Regions from separate parts of the Homo sapiens genome. Here region 2 is linked to region 1. A link is a contact called in ENCODE Hi-C or POLR2A ChIA-PET data. All regions are on one chromosome and are shown on one strand. Each heading gives the region's core, a stretch centred on a gene start or an enhancer-like site at or near the end of the contact. The rest is flanking DNA. Distances are from core to core; before and after follow the strand shown.

Region 1 (2,700 bases), core at 148-2,647:
GGCTAATTTTTTGTATTTTCAGTAGAGACAGGGTTTCACTATGTTGACCAGGCTGGTCTCAAACTCCTGACCTCATGATCTGCCCCCCTCGGCCTCCCAAAGTGCTGGGATTACAGGCATGAGCCACTGCACCCAGCTGAGAGTATTTTCTAACACCGGATTTGTTCATAGTAGTTTCCGAGTTCCAAGACATGGTTCCACCTACCCCCACGCTGTGTCATTGAAGTTCCCAAAGTGGAAATACGCTTTACAATTGATGTCAGAAAAAGTTAACCATTTTCCCCAGAAAAACTACTATTAACAGTGAATCTTAAGAACATGAAAGGGCCATGATTTTCATTTTACAAAGATATCTTGAGTTAAAACGATCCTTCAGAGAACTCCATTTTACTAAACAGAATTGAAGTCTAGGTGATGGCTATCAGAGGCTCACCATCTTTTTCAGCAAGTCATCTCATAAGTTGCCTGGTTTTCTTCTTAATCTCAAACTTTCACTTGTATTATAGGTAAATAAAAATATCACTGGCCGGGTGCAGTAGCCCACGCCTGTAATCCCAGCACTTCAGGAGGCTGAGGTGGGTGGGTCACGAGGTCAGGAGTTTGAGACCAGCCTGACCAACGTGGTGAAACCCCGTCTCTACTAAAAATATAAAAATTAGCTGGGCGTGGTGATGTATGCCTGTAATCTCAGCTACTCGGGAGGCTGAGGCAGGAGAATCGCTTGAACTCAGGAGGCGGAGGTTGCAGTGAGCTGAGATTGCGCCACTGCACTTCAGCCTAGGCGACAGAGCGAGACTCCGTCTCAAAAAACAAATAAATAAATAAAAATATCACTAAGGGGAAGCATAGGAGAGAGGAAAAAAAGTGGCCAAGTACGGTGGCTCACGCCTGTAATCCCAGCACTTTGGGAGGCTGAGGCAGGCAAATCATGAGGTCAGGAGTTCAAGACCAAACTGGCCAGCAATGGTGAAACCCCGTCTCTATTAAAACTATAAAAAATTAGCCAGGCATGATGGCACACGCCTGTAGTCCCACCTATTCGGGAGGCTGAGGCAGGAGAATTGCTTGAACCTGGCAGGTGGAGGTTGCAGTGAGCCAAGATTGTAACACTGCACTCCAGACTGGGCGACAGAGCAAGACTCCATCTCAAAAAAAAAAAAAAGTATCCTCTTGACCTAAAACTTGGTCTTTACTTTCAAGTGTCATAAAAGATTCATGACGGTTAGGAGGCAAGTTTGGGGAGGTGAGGAGAACCAAGAGCAGTGACACCAGGCCCAGCAGCACTGCCAGGACCCACCCTCCCTCTTGAACAAGTGCTGCCAAAACACAGTGGAGGATGATGCAAGGCACCTGGGGCTCTCACTGAGGCTCAGTTCTTAACCACAGACTGAAGCAAACAGCAGCAGCGGGCCTATATTTGGAAGCAGAGAACCTGACTGACATGACCTTCCCTCCCCCCGCCCCAAGAGCTCTCCGTGGCAAGCAGCTACGTTCACCTGAGAACGCAGAGACATGGAGTTGGGAAAGAAAAAGCTACTCCCTCACCTCCCATGTCTAAAGGAAGGATGTTCAAAATTCCTTCCTGGTCCCAAACACGGTGCATGGAAAATATTTTTTGAAAACGATAAAAGGATATTGAGAGGCTAGGCCTTTTGACTATTTGGTAGGCTTAAAGTGTATTTTAAAATGCCAGCCAGAAAGACTGCTGCAGCCCCTACCTTCTCATCCCGGCAGTCTGATAGTTGCATTGCTGAGTTACATCTTTCCTGGAATTCAGTGGTCAAGAAAGAACCCTGCCATTTCCAGGACAAGGGCCTGCATCCTATGGGGACTCTGGTGAGACAGTAAGGAAGTGAAGCCCCCACTTAGGCCCAGGGCTCATGCCAAAGGTCAAGAGCCAGCCTGAGAGAGCAGGGAGCTGTCAGACCACAAGGGTAACCTTTAGCGATGGAAATGCGGGTGGCCTCACAGGTGCTTCCTTTGGTTCGTTAGGCAGCATTTTATAAGAATAACCTAAAAGTGTCCTACCCAGGTTCTATGTGCGGTACAAATGCACCGATGTATTTATTTTCCCACTATGTTATAGATTCAAAATTTTTAAAATTAATAAGCTCCCTTTTATCAGTCATAAAATGAAGAAAAAAAATCTCTTGACTATTAGACCTATGACCCAGAACACCAAACAAGGATGCCCATTTTAGGGAGAGTCCTGTCTGAAATTTTGGATCGGAGATTTTCAAATGGGCTATTTTGTACTTAATTTTATCAAAACCTAGTTCTAGTCTAGGCTATGTGACAAAATATCTAGTGACTTTGGGCACATCCCTTAAGCTTTCTGCTAATGAGGCTATTGGACCTCAGGATTTCTGATGTCTTTCCAACTCCAAAATTCTATCTTGGAAGACACTTTCTTAAGCCAATGATTAAAAGAAGCTTACGTTACACTACTTCACTTTGTTGGCAAAGAAGAAACAGATGTTCCTTAAAAATTGTTCTCTGTGCCCTTATTACTGCTTTCCTGGTAAGAAATCTGGCAGCGACGGCCCCAGGCAGGTTTTACACAAATGCCTTGTCCTGCCATTCCCTCCCCGTCACTCCCACTTTAAAAATTAACAGCAGGTCAAAGAAGAGGAGAAATAGCTTCTGCCTAAATTACCAACTTTTACTTTTATAATCATTTGAGTGTATTACAATTTTATA
Region 2 (2,700 bases), core at 94-2,593, 1.6 Mb before region 1:
TCACCAAAACTCAGGTCTTCCTTTTAGTTTACACCTCACCTCAAACCCATCTTGAGGAGCCTACCATTCCCCCCTTGATAGGGGGATATGATAGTTTTGAATAAACAAATGGTATGAACCAAATCTGTTGCTTTTCATTTAATCCAGTTAGCCGGGCTGCTCCTCCATACCACACCTGGGTTCAGATTCCCCAAATCAGGCCCCACTTCTCAAATCTAAGGATTCTCAGGATGAGTCCTTAGATTTAAGAAGTATAATGAGTCCTAGCTGGACGCAGTGGCTCATGCGTGTAATCCGAACACTTTGGGAGGCTGAGGCAGGAAGATTATTTGAGCCCAGGGGTTCAAGACTAGCCTGGGCAACAGGGTGAAACCATATTTCTATTTTAAAAAATCATAATAAATGAGTCCCAGGCAGGAAAAATGAAATTAACTCTGTCCCTGACACAATGTGATGAAACTACAGAACCCCAGAAACAAAAAATTCTTATAATGCCTGAAAAAAAAAGAGATTGCCTACAAAGGAAAGCAATTAAATTTACATAAGGTGAATTAATAGACGGCAGAGGCAAAGGAGTATCTTCAAAGTTCTGAGGGGAAATAACAATCAACCTTGAATTCTATAGTCAGATAACCTACCATTTTGAACAAAACTGAGACTGAGCGACTAAAACATGTTTACTGAAAGCATTTTGCAGGAAAAAGGAAATCAAACACATAAGAAAACAGGATGTAAGAAAACTTACACACCACAGGATGTAAAACTAAATGAAGAGAGAAAAAAAGTGTGTACTTCCAAACCAATAGAGATAAAGGAGTATAAAAAAACATTTAGCCAAATTATGAGAAGATAAGAAAGGAGAAAGAAAATGAGCAAAGGAAAATCAGGATGAACAGAATGCACAGAATAAGGTGGTAGATAGATATCCACATTTGTCTGATATCACAATAAATGTAAACAGATTAAACTCAACAGTTAAAAGGACAGAAGTTGTTGGATTTATAACAACACAGACTGAGGGTTTAACTACTCATAGGCTTTCATTGAAGGCACTACTCAGCTGTAGTGAACAAAATGTAACACGAACAAGGAATAAGAATGCATGAGAAATTCTGAACAAGCAAATTGGTAAAATATATGCATAAAATAAATAAAAACTCCATCATTTTAAATGTTGTTTTCCGTGTCACTTAATATAGCGTACTTTTGTACTCCACAGAAACAAGAAATTCTTGTGTGAGGCAAGAAAAATGGTGCTTTTGGGGTTAGGCTGCTTTGTACTCCTCAGTTACATAGTTGTTTTGCTTTGAAGCTTGTCTTTGGGTTCATTAGTTCTACATCCTGTGGTGCATCATGATCTTTTGTAGAATCTCACACTGAGCGTCAAGCTTTAATGATTTTTTTTTTTTTTTTTGCTTCTCTGTACCAAAAAAAAAAAAAAAAATCAAACTGCTATATAGGAGCTCTCTTTTGATGAACTCTTACTTGCCTCTAGATCTATGTATCTCCCTAACAAAAACTGCATTTTGTAGCACAGACTAGAAAGTTATCTTAATATTTCAGTCTCAGGTACTACATGAATCATCACTGTGAAAATAAATTTTTTCTTCTTCTGGTCTGGACAGCCCAAGACGAGTAGTTAATCCACAAAATGACTGAAACAGAACAGAAACAGAATACGTTTGGCATTTGGCTAATACAGTACAGAAACAGAATACATACATACAATATTTGGCTAGCAGCCAACAATAACTTCCACCTACTGTAATTTCTCACCAGCTCCCTCTCAGCTAGACTGTATTTACATCCCTTCTGAGAACCAGGCATTTAAGTCAGTCATCCCTTTGGAACTGATCTCAACAGGACCACTGAAATTATATTCCTGTATAAATGCATTTTCCTCCTTCTCTCTCTCTTTCCTTCCATTTCGACAGGACATTGGTTTTGAAAGCAGATAACGAAGGACTACAACCCAGAGAAAAGATGTTAGACAATCTTCCTGTCCTACTGTCGTCTGTTAGAAAAAATATTGAAATATTTGGGTATATTGCCTTAAAAATACATTATTTATAATTAATAAACTTTTTCAACATCATTATGTGAATGCAGTTTCTTAAGATCTGTTTGTAATGGAAATACCTAGTACTTTTTCCTCTAGTTCAGATCACTTATGCCTGGAAGCCTTGTTTTACATGGTTTTCAACAGTGTGAAGCTGGTTTTAACAGCTACTATTTCCATCTGCCCAGCACCTCTTCCTTACACTGTCCCAACAGGTGCGGACACACAATTATGTGGGCCAGGTGCAGTTCTACATCCCTTTTACCATAAGGTGGTGGTTCAGCGGCACATTTAAAAGGGTGGGGGCTCCTAACTATTAATACTAGACTGTGGTCGGTTATTATGGGTGTGACCTTAGATTACTTAATCTCCATGTGGTCCCTGCATTTCAGTATTCTAGCAATTAAAATATGGTAAATAAACTGCACATGGATGTTTATAATGGCTTTGTTTATAATTGCCGAAACTTGGAAGCAGCCAATATGTTCTTCTTAGTAGATGAATGAATAAATAAACAATGGTACGTCTAAATAATGGAATATTATTCAGCACTAAAACGAAATGAGCTATCAAGCCATGAAAAGACATGGAGGAACCTTAAATGCATATTACTAAGTGAAAGAAGCCAATCTGAAAAGAAT

What was found. Hi-C counts contacts between places; a loop is a spot of excess contacts on that map. ChIA-PET counts read pairs that join two places held with the same protein, here RNA polymerase II (POLR2A). Pooled maps may share reads with other maps.
Region 2: a loop to region 1 is called in a map of naive thymus-derived CD4-positive, alpha-beta T cell, with 21 times the contacts of the local background. The contact joins two enhancer-like sites. A Hi-C loop is called at or near these places in 1 of 168 maps with a recorded cell type or tissue (naive thymus-derived CD4-positive, alpha-beta T cell), 1 of 37 single-sample maps with no recorded cell type and 2 of 50 pooled maps. POLR2A ChIA-PET finds 5 or more read pairs at or near these places in 1 of 52 experiments (T-cell).

The regions. Positions count from the first base shown.
Region 1 is chr4:108,035,113-108,037,812 of GRCh38, reverse strand. HADH (hydroxyacyl-CoA dehydrogenase) reads right to left here. Exons shown (of 8, transcript NM_005327.7): 8 at 2,642-2,700. Among named protein-coding and RNA genes, the nearest start is that of HADH, 47 kb to the right of the region's middle. Within about 2 kb of position 1,397, at least 4 of the 41 ENCODE cell types and tissues checked have a DNase peak (open chromatin) inside an H3K27ac peak, as active enhancers do.
Region 2 is chr4:109,647,439-109,650,138 of GRCh38, reverse strand. All of the region lies in intron 1 of MCUB (mitochondrial calcium uniporter dominant negative subunit beta), which reads right to left. Among named protein-coding and RNA genes, the nearest start is that of CASP6, 55 kb to the left of the region's middle. Within about 2 kb of position 1,343, at least 4 of the 41 ENCODE cell types and tissues checked have a DNase peak (open chromatin) inside an H3K27ac peak, as active enhancers do.